5 separate regions of the Homo sapiens genome follow, and all the other regions are linked to region 3. A link is a contact called in ENCODE Hi-C or POLR2A ChIA-PET data. All regions are on one chromosome and are shown on one strand. Each heading gives the region's core, a stretch centred on a gene start or an enhancer-like site at or near the end of the contact. The rest is flanking DNA. Distances are from core to core; before and after follow the strand shown.

Evidence for each region. Hi-C counts contacts between places; a loop is a spot of excess contacts on that map. ChIA-PET counts read pairs that join two places held with the same protein, here RNA polymerase II (POLR2A). Pooled maps may share reads with other maps.
Region 1: a pooled map shows a loop between it and region 3 (3-fold over the local background). The contact joins the enhancer-like site here to the promoter of EXO5-DT in region 3. A Hi-C loop is called at or near these places in 2 of 50 pooled maps. POLR2A ChIA-PET finds 5 or more read pairs at or near these places in 6 of 52 experiments (HEK293T, HepG2, OCI-LY7 and 3 more).
Region 2: a map of chondrocyte shows a loop between it and region 3 (17-fold over the local background). The contact joins the promoter of KCNQ4 here to the promoter of EXO5-DT in region 3. A Hi-C loop is called at or near these places in 1 of 168 maps with a recorded cell type or tissue (chondrocyte). POLR2A ChIA-PET finds 5 or more read pairs at or near these places in 4 of 52 experiments (GM12878, PC-9, activated CD4-positive, alpha-beta T cell and 1 more).
Region 4: a loop to region 3 is called in a pooled map, with 4 times the contacts of the local background. The contact joins the enhancer-like site here to the promoter of EXO5-DT in region 3. A Hi-C loop is called at or near these places in 2 of 50 pooled maps. POLR2A ChIA-PET finds 5 or more read pairs at or near these places in 2 of 52 experiments (RWPE1 and activated CD8-positive, alpha-beta memory T cell).
Region 5: a loop to region 3 is called in a pooled map, with 27 times the contacts of the local background. The contact joins the enhancer-like site here to the promoter of EXO5-DT in region 3. A Hi-C loop is called at or near these places in 4 of 50 pooled maps. POLR2A ChIA-PET finds 5 or more read pairs at or near these places in 3 of 52 experiments (GM12878, activated B cell and activated T-cell).

What each region holds. Positions count from the first base shown.
Region 1 is chr1:40,231,317-40,234,099 of GRCh38, reverse strand. RLF (RLF zinc finger) reads right to left here. Exons shown (of 8, transcript NM_012421.4): 7 at 2,442-2,583. Among named protein-coding and RNA genes, the nearest start is that of TMCO2, 15 kb to the left of the region's middle. Within about 2 kb of position 1,524, at least 2 of the 41 ENCODE cell types and tissues checked have a DNase peak (open chromatin) inside an H3K27ac peak, as active enhancers do; they include OCI-LY7, where a contact is called at or near this core.
Region 2 is chr1:40,782,448-40,785,293 of GRCh38, reverse strand. KCNQ4 (potassium voltage-gated channel subfamily Q member 4) reads right to left here and starts at 1,507. Exons shown (of 14, transcript NM_004700.4): 1 at 887-1,507. The coding sequence starts at 1,200.
Region 3 is chr1:40,507,402-40,510,101 of GRCh38, reverse strand. It overlaps EXO5-DT (EXO5 divergent transcript), which reads left to right and starts at 1,407. Exons shown (of 2, transcript NR_187365.1): 1 at 1,407-1,513. It overlaps EXO5 (exonuclease 5), which reads right to left and starts at 1,335. Exons shown (of 4, transcript NM_001346953.2): 1 at 1,194-1,335; 2 at 477-651; 3 at 312-369. RefSeq lists enhancers at 929-1,018, 1,049-1,298.
Region 4 is chr1:41,002,422-41,005,165 of GRCh38, reverse strand. CTPS1 (CTP synthase 1) reads right to left here. Exons shown (of 19, transcript NM_001905.4): 12 at 1,990-2,052. Among named protein-coding and RNA genes, the nearest start is that of SLFNL1-AS1, 11 kb to the left of the region's middle. RefSeq lists an enhancer at 1,026-1,175. Within about 2 kb of position 1,310, at least 12 of the 41 ENCODE cell types and tissues checked have a DNase peak (open chromatin) inside an H3K27ac peak, as active enhancers do.
Region 5 is chr1:40,800,916-40,803,759 of GRCh38, reverse strand. The region is part of intron 1 of KCNQ4 (potassium voltage-gated channel subfamily Q member 4); the gene reads right to left. Among named protein-coding and RNA genes, the nearest start is that of KCNQ4, 19 kb to the right of the region's middle. RefSeq lists silencers at 1,285-1,469, 979-1,578. Within about 2 kb of position 1,344, at least 24 of the 41 ENCODE cell types and tissues checked have a DNase peak (open chromatin) inside an H3K27ac peak, as active enhancers do.

The DNA.
Region 1 (2,783 bases), core at 275-2,774, 280 kb after region 3:
ATGCAGGCCCAAAGCCCCAGCTACTTGGGAGGCTGAGGCATCAGAATCCCTTGAACCTGGGAAGCGGAGGTTGCAGTGAGCTGAGATCACGCCACTGCATGCCAGCCTGGGCAACAGAGTGAGACTCCGTCTCAAAAAAAAGAAGATATTTGGCCTGAAGAGTAGAAGAGATGTGGACTGGTAGGTGAAAAGGGAGTGAGTGAGTGTAGAATCCCTTGCAAACTGAGACTCCAACTTTTTTTTCTTTAAAACTAGTCAAGTGTAATAGTGAGAAGGGGGAAAGAGTAGAACAGAGTTCAGTCTGTAACTGACTGTGAACAATCAATTGAGATAACTCCCTACCTTTCAGACGAGCTGAGACTCTAGCTTTTTTGAAAGAGAGGCATTACCTAGCCTGTATCAGCTAGGATCTGGTTCTGTTGTGAGTGGCAGACTTCCCACAACAGTAGTGGCCTAAAGAATATAGAAGTTTCTCCCTCTCATTTGGAATGTAGTCCAAGTAAAACAGGCCATGTTGCTTTAGTGGCTCCACAGGACTAGACCATGGGTCTCTTGACTTATTAGGATGATGTGATAGAAGTTTATCATTTGTAAGTAAGAGCAGAGAGGACTTGGGGAAAGTCAGCTAAATTTTAAAATAATTCAGTTTCTCAACAAGTTACTAACTCCTTTTGGAAGACTGTGAGGTGGACAGCAAAGAATGGCCATTCTTTCTTAAACAGCCTAATCTGGCTGGGATGGTAACATTTGAAAAATCACTAACAACATTTTTCAAAGAAAAGTAACCAGAAATACTATTATATATTCTGAACAGATATGCCAAAAAGTTACTGAAAGGAGTAGTGAATAAATGTGAATCAGGATATGCAATGTGGAGCTGAATTTTGAAGAAATTGGTGGGTCTTAAACTAGGAAGGTGAGGGATCAAGAGTGACTTGGCATACTGTTGCAAGCGCACATAGGATATAGCCAAGTCATTCAATCTTTGCTTTTTTTTTTTTTTTTGAGACAGAGTCTCACTCTGTCGCCCAGGCTGGAGTGCAATGGTGTGATCTCGGCTCACTGCCACCTCTGCCTCCCAAGTTCAAGCAGGTGGGGCAGCTTACACCTATAATCCCAGCACTTTGGAAGGCTGAGGTGGGAGAATTGCTTGAGGCCAGGAGTTCAGAACCAGTCTGGGCAACAAAGCAAGACCCTGTATCTACCACTGCTCCCCGCCAAAAAAGAAAAAGCCAGGTATAGTGGCACACGCCTGCAATCTCAGCTACTCTGGAGGCTGAGACGGGAGGATTGCTTGAGCCAAGGAGTTTGAAGCTGTAATGAGCTATGATCGCACCACTGCACTACAGCCTGGGTGACAGAGCGAGACCTGTCTCAACCAAAAACTGAAAACTAAAGTCAGAGATGGAGGATGTCAGGTTTCAAGCACCAACTTGTTGCACCCTTGCTGCTTGAAAACAGAGGTAAAGACTGAGTGTAGCTTCTAGCACCTGAGAACAGACCCTGATTGGCAGCCAGCCAGAAAACAGAAACCTTAGTCCTACAACCACAGGAACTGAAACCTGTCGATAAGAATAAGCTTTGAAGTGGATTTTCCACAGAGCCTCTGATAGAACTTAGCCTGGCAAACTACATTTTAGCCAATATGATAATCTTAGAAGAGAATCCTGCCACATTGTGCTGGATTTCTGATTTACAAAACTGAACTGATAAAAACGGACATTGTTTTAAGTATTAATTTTTGTGATGTTATTCAACAATAGAAAATTAGTACCTTTATTAAAGATTTAAACAAAACAAAATGTTCTAATGGCCAATTATAAAGTAATTGTTTAAACAGGCAAGTTCTATAGTTACCTTGAAATGTTCTTTTTTTTTTTTTTAAAAAAAAAAAGACCAAGTCTCACTCTGTCACCTAGGCTGGAGTGCAGCAGTGCAATCTTGGCTCACCACAACCTCCGCCTTCCCTGTTCAAGCGATTCTCCTGCCTCAGCCTCCAAAGTAGCTGGGATTACAGGCGCCCGCCACCATGCCCGGCTAATTTTTGTATTTTTAGTAGAGACGGGGTTTCACCAGGTTGGCCAGGCTGGTCTCGAACTCCTGAGCTCAAGTAATCCACCCGCCTTGGCCTCCCAAAGTGCTGGGATTACAGGCTTGAGCCACCGTGCCTGGCCTCTTAAAATGTTCTTAACGTGACAGGAGACACAACTTCATTCACAGTAATTAGAAATAAATATCACCTAACTTGTTTGACCATCAATTTGTTTCTGATTAATTATAGGAAGTCAATCTGGAGAAACAGTCAGATGTGGTCAATTCCATTAATCTTATTAAAACTCATTATTTCTTATCTTCCTTTAAAGGGAATTTCCTGAGAAGTTATCTTCCCACTCATTTCTTTCCTCCAGCTACAGTTAGCAGAGAAGGCATAAAGTACTCACTTCAGTTTGTATAACTCTAATGAGGCAAAATAAATGCTGCTGCGTTTTAGCTATGACACCAAACTGACGACAGCGCTCCAAAAAAGTATCTAAAGAAGGGTCAATTCTTCTTTGCAGTTTACTCCAAAAAAGAGTCAGTTCCCTATAAAAAAAGAAGATCATGGTAAAACATTTAAAGTAACTGGTATTTGCTGCCCTGCCCCCGGCAACCCAATTTTTTGATCTGTAGAAAGCTGACAGTAGAGAAAACAAAAACTAGATTAAAAGCTGTCTATATTCACCACTGCTTTCTCCCAAACTGATAAAATTGTTAAGAATCCTCCGTAACAATTCCCTGACTTC
Region 2 (2,846 bases), core at 258-2,757, 280 kb before region 3:
GGCCGTACCCCAAGACTGAGCTCTGAGCTGCCAAAATTCACTCTTCACACCCAAGAGGGGTCAGTGTTTTTGAAAGTTGTAGGAGCCTGGTGAGAGGGAGGAGGGGGCCCCAGCAGCGTCAGTGTTTCCAAACCTACCCCTCTCCTCTTTCTTTTTCCCCTGGTGCCTAGAGCCAGGCCTGGTGCTGCCAGCCAACAAGGCAGGCGAGCTGGGCCAAGCCGGCAGGGTAGGGCAGGGCAGGCAGGGCGGCCGCCGTTGCCACTGGGAAGTTGAGGGTGGAGGGGAAGACTGAGCGAAGACACAGATCAAGTCGGACACAGCATATGCGAGTGTCAGGGCCCAGGGGGCCCACAGGGACCCCCACACACCCACAGTCAGCTGGGCAGGGGTAGGAATGAGGGCCGCCCTGGAGAGGAGCACCCCTGAGGGGAGCCCTTCATAGCTCAGAGCTGGGGAGCAGGTGACAGAAGCGTGTGGGAGCCAAGGGTTCCTCTTTGTGTCTGGGACACAGGGAGGCAGGGGTGGGGAAGAGGAAAAGGGCGCCCACTCCAGGGGCCCCAGACTTCGCCAAGCGGACTTGGGGGAGGCAGCTGGCGGTCGGGAGTACCTGGGACAGAGGAGCAGAGATTGGCGGTCAGGATGGAAATAAGCAGTTGCGGTGCGGGGAGGTCAGAAGCGAGGTCAAGCAGGGGTCAGGCCTGGGAGATCAGGGCTTAGGGTCGGGCTCAGCGAGGGGATCAGAAACCGGGCTTAGGCCTGGGGGGAGAGAGATGAGGGTCGGCCCTGAGGCAGGGGGGTAGAAGGCGGAGCCAGGGCGGGGCGGCCGTGCCCCGGGAGGCCAGGCTTGCGCGGGGAAACGCGGAAGGGCGCGGGGTCGCAAACTCACATGAAGACGTGGTAGACGAAGGCCCAGCCGCGGGGCCGCTCCAGCACGTTGTAGACCCAGTTCTGCAGGCGGCGGTAGCGCTTGTGCGCGGCCGAGGAGCGCTGGCCGCAGGCGGAGCCCGAGCCGGAGCCCGGCCCAGGGAGGGGCGCGCCCGGCGGCAGGGGGCTGCCCAGGAGGCCGAGGCGGCGCGGGGAGCCGCCCCCGCCCGCCTCGCCCTGTTCGCTCTGCACGGCCGTGAGCGCCACTAGCTCCGCGCGGGGGGCGTCCCCGGGCGGGGGACCCAGGCCGAGGCGGCGCGGGGGGGCCTCGGCCATGGGCGGCGCCGGGCTGGGGGCGCCGGGGCCCGGGCACGGTCCGGGGCGGGGGCGCGCTCGGGGCGCTCAGAGACGCATGGCTCGGACCCGGGGCCAGAGGGGCGACCCGGGGCGGGCGCGGGCGGCGGGGGCTAGGGGCCGGGCCGGGGCCGCGGGCGGGCGCTCGGAGCCTGGGGGCCGCCGGAGCCCGCACTGACCTCCCGCTTCCCCGGCGACTGGGGCTGCTCTTTCCGACTCCAACTCTCTTATTACGCGCTCCATGCCGCTCGCCTTTCCACCTGCCACCGGCGCGCGCCGCTCACATGTCACCCTCCCCCGCCCCGCCCCTCCCCCGCCCGCCCCGCGGCCGCCTTCCCAAATCGGGAGGGAGCGAGCGAGCAAGCGAGGCGAGGCGGAGGGAGGGAACGCGCGGAGCAGGCGGCGGGGCAGGGCGCACGGGCGGCCGAGTTGGTGCCTGGGCCGAACCGCGTGGCGGGGGCAGCGCGCGGGGCCGGGAAGCCGGACGCGTGCAAGTGGTGTCCACCGCTGCGTGGGGCAGTGTGGCCCCGAAGGCCAGCCCGGGGTGGGACGCCTCGTGTGTGCTTGTGGAAAGTGGAATGTGGAGTTGTGGCCGCGGGCGGCAGGGGAAGGGACGCAGTGTCCCGTGGAGTTTAGGTGTAGACCGGTGGAACGGCGTCTACTTGTGTGTGCAGGGTGGGTGGCTGTGGGTCTACCAGGTGCGGGGATGGAGTCAGTGAGGTGTGAGTTATGGGTCGGGTGTGGGTGGCTGCGAAAGTGGAGGTGGAGTCCGAAGGGGATGAGGTGTGTCCGTTGGGGTCGAGCACTGTGTGCCTGGTGCGGGTGCTTAAAGTGTGCCCAGTGCTGTGTGTGGCTGGGTGGGCAGCGGCGGTTGTCCTGCTCTTACCTGAAAGGCCTGGAGCCCACGGGCTGCTAGGCAGCATCAGGGTGTGTGGAACACAGTGGGCCTGGGTGTGTCTTTCTCCCACCAACTGCCACCTCTGAGCTTCCCTTCATCGTGATGGGGGAAGAGCCACCCTGCCCAGAAGAGGATCCTCCCCGATGGAGGGGCCTGCTCCCCTGCCCCACTCCCAGGTCAGGGAACTGGGTTTGGGCAGATGGAGTGTTGGGAGATGAGCTCTAAGCCAGCCTTAGAGGGGACACACACCCCCTACCCAAGGCCCACAGAATCCCAGCCAGAAAAGGGGATACTTTGTCCCAGGGCATTCCCTCTCCAGCTGGAAAGTTTTTCTTAGTCCCCGACCTCCATCTCTCTGGCTGTAGGGGGCAGTCCCTCTCCTTTAGCCCTCCTGGGCCCTGCACAGGGTTGGTAACTTGGGTTTCCCGATCCTCTTTCCCTCTTCCTCCACGGAAAGCTGCGGCCACACCAGCCGCTCCCTCCGCAGGCCCTGCCCCAGGGTGAGCCTTCCGCAGCAAACTCTTCCCGGTTCCTCCGGGAGGATCTCGAGGGACGAAGCCGAGCGGGAGGGGCGGGGGAAGGGGCGGGAAGGCGAGCTCGATTCTCAGCTGTCAGCAAAGGCAGCATTGATCTGCTGAGCGCCAGTGAGGGAGGGAGGGAGGCAGGGCCGTGGGCTGCAGGGATCTGTGGGGTCCCTAAACTGGGCTTGGCAACCGGCCCACACCCCTAC
Region 3 (2,700 bases), core at 158-2,657:
CAAGAGTCTGGGAGTCCTACAGATATGGATTCTAAACCTAATCCTGAGTAGTTCGGTAGCATTTAGTAGTATGCTACTTGCCTTTTGAGTAAGCTTGGACAAGGTTCTAGTTTTCCTGAAGTTACTGACACATTTTTAAAATACCTACTAACCCTACTGAGATATCCGACCATTGAGTGATAACATATAGTACGCATATTAGCACTCGATGAAGATAGATCTCCTTCTTTTTCCCCAAGGAAGAGATGAGAGAGTGTATCGATTCCCCCTGACAAAGGAGATGAAACTTTAGAAGAGAAACTCCTATTCACCTGTGACTTCGTTGATCTTCCTCCTCATAGGGAAGGCCAGAATGCTGAAATGACAAGGCTAGGGAAGAGAAAGAAGTTCTGAAAGACCAGGTCTGCATTAAAGAACCTAAATTAGCAACTTAGGTCCTTGCTATGGTAGAACCGGAACTTCTGGTCCTTTCTTACCTGACCATTCCCTCACGTTGGGTGTTTTCTCCTCTCACATTGACACTGCACAGACTGTTACCCACCCCAGATCCTAGGTTACATAACGCTCGCCTCTCTCCTGGGGCAAACTCTCTCCATGATTTCTTCGTTCCCCCGTACTCTAGATGCAATGACTTGATCCAATCCCTGCTCCCTGAAAGTAAAAGGGTCAGACATAACCAAGATCCCCAAGGAGCTCCGAGATCAGTTCCCTCTTCCAGCTCCATTCTCAACCCAGCAGCTCAAGCAAGAGACCTTATGACAGCGGCTCTTTCTCTCAGATGGGTTACTGCCTTCTGCAGAATTGCCGATGGCAACATCCTGACTTGTTCAGTGCGGCCCGGACTTGTGGGCTCCGCGGGCGTTTGCCTTCAGGGAAGATCTTTCCTCTGGCCCTAAAGCACTGTCTCCCAGGGAGTGCCATGCATGCCCTAAAGTGTACTGAGCACTTCCTACAGTTCTGGCAGAGCCAGGAATAAGAACAGGGAGCCGTCCACCTCGGGAAGGAGTCCCGGCCAACAGCACTGTGTTCCGAGGGCGAAGGTCCAGAACGGGAACCCGGCCTGTGAGGGGAGACGAGACGAGCCGCTTCCCGGGAGCCGCGCCCACCAAGGGAGGGAGACGCGGCGATCGCAGGGACAGAACCCTAAGCTCCGAAACGCAGCCTCCCAGCCCATTCTCCGGCCTTCCCCTAACCTCTGATACTCCTCCGAACCTCGGACTCCACCTGGTTTCGCCGCGGCCTCGGAGCTGCTCCCGGACGCTCCCGGCGAGGAGACTGAGGAAGCCGGGCAGAGCGCGCTGCCGGAGCGGACTACACAGTCGGCCCGCCACTCGCAAAAAAGCCGCCCAGAGCCCAGTCCCAGAGTGCCCCGCGGCTGCCCACGGACCGCCTTCCCAGAGGCCCTCGCGGCGCCGCCTACCTCGCGAGGCTGCGGCTGGGGCAGAAATCCGTCTCTGTGAGCGGAGGAGGGTGTGCTTATGCGAGAGCAGGTTTTGGGAGCTCACTAAAGCAGGTCAGTCCCTCTGTTTGCGCCGTTGTCTGTGGGTCGTTTAATTCCGGGCGCAGCTGATCTGTAACTTCCCTCACTGGCGAGGTCTCCCAGTTACCACCGGGACAATCCGAGCAAGGTCTGGGCCCCTCGCTGCCCCCGGTGAAGTGCCGCGTCTCCGCTTGGCCATCCGTGGATTCAGCATCCCCACCTTAGCACCTCCCGCCGGCTTTTCCATTGAGAGCAAAACCACGAACTCACTTTTGAGAGATGCTGGCGCTCCCCTCATCAATATTTCTTTTTTTTTTTCTGTTTGCTTACTTTTAACTAACCTTTTATTGATAAATATAACACAATTTTATTCTGAAATATAAACCAAAGATAAGTATAATTATGAACAGCCAAGTCATTAGAGCGAAAAAAGAATAGTGTCAGGTTCTTCACAGATACACTTCCTGAGAAAACCACTAGCCCGACTTTTATAACACTTTGCTTTTCTTATTTATATTTATTTATTTATTTATTTTACCAAAAGCAGATACTTGACTCTTTGCTTTTCTTTACGGTTTATCACGCATACTTGAAAACTGGATTTATGACAAAGGTGGCATCATACAGCCATGGAGAAAAGATGGTCTATTCAGTGAAGGTTCTATGACAATATGAAGGCCGGGCACGGTGGCTCACGCCTGTAATCCCAGCACTTTGGGAGGCTGAGGTGGGCGGATCACGAGGTTAAGAGATCGAGACCATCCTGGCCAACATGGTGAAACCCTGTCTCTACTAAAAAGTACAAAAATTAGCTGGGTGTGGTGGCACACACCTGTAGTCCCAGCTATTCAGGAGGCTGAAGCAGGAGAATCGCTTGAACCGGGAGGCGGAGGTTGCAGTGAGCGGAGATCACACCACTGCACTTCAGCCTGGGCAACAGAGGGAGACTCCGTCTCAAAAAAAAAAACAAAACAGAAAACAGGACCTCTATCTCTCATTTCATCACAAAAATCAATTGTAGCTGGATTAAGACCTAAATGTGAAATCCTAAACTATAAAGTCTTCAGAATATAATATAGGAAAATATCTTTGGACTTCAGAATAGGTAAATATTTTAAAACAAAAATAGAAAAACATTAAATTGGCCAGGCATGGTGGCTCATGCCTGTAATACCAACACTTTGGGAGGCCCAGGTAGGCGGATCACTTGAGGTCAGGAG
Region 4 (2,744 bases), core at 61-2,560, 500 kb before region 3:
GCCTGTGACAGTTCTTATATTGTTTGTTTGTGTTTTAAGACAAGAGTCTCACTATGTCACCCAGAATGGAGTGCAGTGGCACAATCTTGGCTCACTGCAACCTACACCTCCAGAATTCAAGTGATTCTCATGTCTTGGCCTCCCAAGTAGCTGGGATTACAGGCGCACACCACCACACCTGGTTATTTTTTGTATTTTTAGTAGAGATGGGGTTTTTCCATGTTGGCCAGGCTGGTCTCGACCTCCTGGCCTCAAGTGATTAACCCAACTCAGCCTCCCAAAGTGCTGGGATTACAGGCCTGAACCACCATGCCCAGCCAAGTTTTTATATTGTCTTAATGTTTCAGACTCTTGTCTCTCTGAGATAAACAAGTACTATTTCTTCTATACTTCTTTCATCTTCAGCAGCTAATACAAAGCCCTACTCAACTGTTTCACTCAATAGCTCAGTCAGAAATGAACTGATTTCAACTCAACCTTTCTAACCTTCATTGAACTTACCGTCTAACCAAAGCAAAACCACTAAAGACCAAAAGGCAAAGGACCAAGTTCCTGGTACTATGTGAACGCTGGGCACTGTTCTCCTCCTGGCCTGAACCAGGGTCCAGTCTCAACTGAAGTGTAAGCTCATCACCAAAGCACCTACCCATTTGGGAACCTAAGTGAGAGGCAGAGGTCTGGGGCTGTGAAGGATCCAGGGAGACCAGAAAGCCAGCTCTGGGGTGGCGGGTGATAAGACAGTGCCTCTCAGGACTCAGAAGCCAGCACTCAAGGGCATGCTGTCTACCAAACTAAGCCACACCGCCAGGTCACTGTGAAGCAGCCTCTCAGGGAAAGGGTGAATGAAACCCAGCCCTAAACCATATGCTGGCCACCAGAGTCACTTGTTCTTTATAAAGTCAAACTGCTTTTACATTCCTTCAGGTTACTTTATTTTCCACAGAATTTACAAGGTCTTTCTGAAAATCTAGTATTTGTCGGGTGGGCTACAGAGAATAAATGGGCTGTGGTGGACCATTCCAGGGTGGCCCCAGTGCAGCATGCTCAGTCTTCACACCCATGTGTGTTCTCCTCCCCTGCCGGCTCGGGGCTTGGCCACGTGACTTGTTTTGGCCAACGGGACATCAGCAGGCCTGATAAGTGCCTGCATAACAGGCCTGTCATTTTGGAGTCCAGCTGCCCACCCTGTGTGAGGAAGCTTGGGCTGGATTAATGAATGATGAGCCACTAGGTGGAGACAGCATCTTGACGTCCCGGCTGGGCCGAGCTCACAGCTGAACACAAGGCAGGAGTGTGCCATCTCAGATAGTACACCACGTGCAGCTGAAACCCAGGCACTGAGCCAAACCACAGAATACTGAGATGAGAAGTCACTGCTGTTGGGAGCCACTGAGCTTTAGGGAGGTCTGTCACATAGTAATACACAGCTAGGCGAAGAGCTGATATTATCTGAGCATTTCCCTATTTTCCAGGCACTACTAGAGACTATTTACATACATTATCTCCCTTAATCATGTGAAGTACGTACCTTTATTACTCCCATTTTACAGAAAAAACGGAGGCCCATAAAGGCTAAGTAAATTGCTTAAAATCACCCATAAGCGGTAAGGTTGGAATCTGAGCCCAGTTTCAATAGCTCCAGAGCCCAGGTTCTCATAATAACTGCCCAAGCCTCACTTAGGACAAGGACTTCACACCAGGCACCAGCTTCAGGATGGTGGCCACGGTGATCAAAGTGACAGAATCTCAAGAACAGGAACACAGAGGCAGAAGGCAAAGGAGGGAGTCTGGCTGTGCTCCCTCCTTCCTGCATGGAGGAGCCGTGCTGTTCCTCAAGAGGCAAGGCAGCTCCCTTACGGCACACCATGAGGTGCTAGGAACCCAGGCCTGCCCTTCTCCAAAGCTCCTGATCACCCAGGCGGCAACAGGCCTCATATCCTCCAGAAATACACAAGCGGGAATTGAATGAGTGTCTTAATGCACGCTTACCTTGCCATCCCAGCACGTTTCTTGAGAATTCAACCACTGCCAACTGCATCCCTAAGCACACGCCTTCCAGTCGGGGGGAAAAAACAAACAAAACTCCATTGAAAAGGCAGCTCCTACTTTTCCCAGCAGCCTCTGCAATGGCCTTTGTGTCCTTTATTTGGAGAATTATAATTGCAAACTCATAACTTCCTGCTATGAACAAGTACTCTCTGCTGTTACACTTTACTTGTATTAGATTTCAAAAACTGCATGTAAAGTAGATGAAAATTCTAGATTTGCAAAGTTATCCGATTTTAGAAGTAAGTGATATTCTATTCAGTACTTTTTTCCCCCCAGACAGGGTCTTGCTGTTGCCCACTCTGGAGTGCAGTGGAGAGATCTTGGCTCACTACAGCCTCAAATTTCTGGGATCCAGCAACCCTCCTGCCTCAGCCTCCACAAGTGTTGGGTTTACAGGTGTGAACCACCGTGCCTAGCCTCAGTACTTTAAAATTCAAGTTTTCTTACCCTCTCTCATTAAGTTTTTATTTATAATTGTTCAAGTTGAAAATTACTAAAATGTACAGCACCAGGAGGCATGCAAAATCATTTTGTCCAATTACAGTCAGCTGTTGTGCCAAGTGAGCAGATATAAAACTCAACCTCACGTGTGCTACAAACAGCTGGGTTCATTAAATGGACAGGAATTCACAATTCATTCTCTCAAAATTCCACGACATCTACATGTAGCTCATAAGCATAAATAAGCTTTCCAA
Region 5 (2,844 bases), core at 95-2,594, 290 kb before region 3:
AGCTGCCCTGAGAGCCATGCTCCCAGTGGGAACCCCAAATCCAGGACCAGCCAGACTGAATCCAGTGGGCTTTGCAAGCTGGAAAAGGCTTGCTGTGTGACTCGAGGCCAGGAGCGCAGCTTCTCTGGGCCTGACCCACAGCTAAGGTGGAAGGGTGGTTGGGAGGGTCTTTAACTGGAAGCTGGGAGGACATCTGCAGATACTCTTCTTAGTTTCCTCCGCCTGTAAAGAGAAAGGCTGCCCAGCCTGCAGGCCCAGCTGATGGAGGCAGGATCCTGAGTGGTGGCTGTGAGAGAGGTGTCAGGATTGGGGGGCAGCAGAGGGAGAAGCAGAAGGGCGTGGACACAGCTAGAAAGCTGGGTCGGTGGGTTCTGTCTCCTGACTCCGCCACCAGTCAGCTGAAGACTTGGGAAACTGTGTCTGAGTCTCAGCTTATTCCTCAGTGGGAGGAAGGGATTGGGTGGGAGTCTCTGAGGGCCCTATTTTTTGCTGATCCATCTGGGACTGGCAATTCCAGCTTCCCTAATGGGAAGCAAGGCCGTGGACGGCTCCTGAAGCTGCCAGTCCTCAGGGACTTCTGTGTTCTGGGAGTCCCCAGAAGAGGGTCTTTTACATTTCATTTACATGGAAAGTTTAGAGGGACCTCCTTCTACCTCCAAAACCCTCCCATAATTGAATAATGATAAGCAGAACTTCCAGTAACTTACTAACCACAGAAACCGTGCTGGAGATAGGGGGAAGGGGACAAATTGTATCTCTGGTCCTGATGCCCCCTCCTCTTCTAAATGAGGCAGACAGTCCCTAAATGTATCTCAGTCAAAAGAATGGGCTTGAATTCAGCTCTGCTCTGCCTTGGCTGTGTGACTTTTAGCAAGTTAACTGTCCCTCTCAGGACTCAGTTTCTTCGTCTTTCTAATGGGACCAATGATCCCTGGTCCGGCAGTCTGGAGGCAGGGGTCTCCCCTGGGTGAACCTACAGAGGGGTTGCAGAAAGGCTTGGGTTCACGTAGGGACAAGGGAAGCAGACACCCTGCGCGACTTCTCGGGAGAGGTACGGGTTCCTGCGGGGAGGGCTCCTGGGGGACTCCTCCCCCAGCACAGCCCTCGGCCCCCTTCCCCCGCCCGGGCTCCTTCTCCTCAGCAGGGGCGCCACTGCTCGGCACTCCCAGGTGCCCCCAGCCCGCCTCGGCGAGGGCGGGGCTTACGGAAATGGGCGGGGCATGCCGGGGGCGGGGAATGGTGGGCGGGGCTCTTGCGTCCCTGGGAGGGGCGGGGCTTTGCCAATGCCAGGCCCCGAGAGCGGGAGGGGCCGGGGCGGTGCTGCGGCTCCGATTACCTCCCCGCGGCCTCCCCCGCCCGGCCGGCTACTTTTTCCGTTTCCAAATTAACAATTGAAAACGCGGCGGCCTGAAAGGCGAGCAGCGGGCCAAGCGGAAAGTGTGAAGGTGCCGCCGCGTCCCCGAGGCCAGGGGCGGAGAGGGGGGACGCGACGCCACCGCCGCCTCGGCCTCGCCCTTCCACCTCACAGCACCATCCTAAAGGGCTCTTGGAGTAGGTAGTTTCACGTGTGACCTCAAGTAAGTCATTTCACCTTACGGAGACTCAGTTTCCTCATCCGGAAAATGGGGAGAGAAGACACACCGACCATACAGATAGTGCGGAATAAATTACACAATAGGTAGCAACTATTACTATCTTGTATGGGTAATGATGATAATATTGAGTCCCAAGCCCCCTTCCCCCTCCCATCATAGCCAAAGGAGTTGCCCACCAAGGGAGAATACTGGAGCTGAGGTCCAGTATTCTGGTCCCCTCGCCTCCTCAGGACCTCCCCAAATCCCACCTGACAGATAAAGAAATCAAAGTCGGGTCCTTGCAAAGGGCTCAAAGTCAGGAGTGAGTAGGAAGAACTAGGCCTGAGCCCAGGTCCTGGCCCCGAGGGCCAGGCTGTTCTTACAGAGACAGGTGCTCCCTGGGGCTGGCATCCTGGGCATGGGACCCCTTCTCCTCTGTCATTGTCCAGAGAGGTGAGTGCTGACACAGGGCAGCTGGAACAAATGAGTAGGTAATGGGAAGAGTCCCTGTTCCCAGGCATCCAGCCCAGGCACAGGTGCCAGATGGTAGACACCGGGGATAGATACAGTTCCTGGTTCTCCCGCCCCCCTCAATGTAAGCTCCATGAATGCAGGTACTTGATCTTGTTCCTACTTTCTCTCCAAAACCTAGTGCAGGGCCTGGTGCATTGTAGGTTCTCAATAAATGTTGAGTGAATGAATGAATAAATGAACGAATGAGTAGTCCAGCCAGCTGAGAAAAGCCTCTTATACAACTGCGGCCTCTTGCCTGGCCACTTGTGTGAAGTGGCCTGCTTTGGAGAGGGGGTTTAGGGTGAGTGCCCCTCTCCCCAGCCTGGAGACCTAGGGCAGTGGAATAGCAGGAGAAGAAGACAAAAACTGAGACAGAACAAAGGAGGAGGAGATAGGAGATGTGGTCCCAGAAAGCAGAGTTAAGATCCCCTCTTTCTTCCTAGCCCCTCAAGTCCCATTCCTGGTCAGCCCAGGACTCACCCCCATTCCCCTTCCCCCCAGCCAGCCTCTCACTGACCACCACAATTCCAGCCCCCTATCCCCACCTCCAGTCCACTTACCTTGCAGTCTGAATGCCTCTTCCTCAGCCCCTACCCCATTTACAATCCTACAACAGCTTCTTACTGTTAAAATAGAAAACCCAAGCTCCTTAGACCAGCGTTTGAGGCTGTACACACATCCTAAGCACCAGCGACACTCGACTTCTCCACTCCCTGTACATTTCCACCTTGGTGGCTTTTGTACTGTCTCCCCTTCT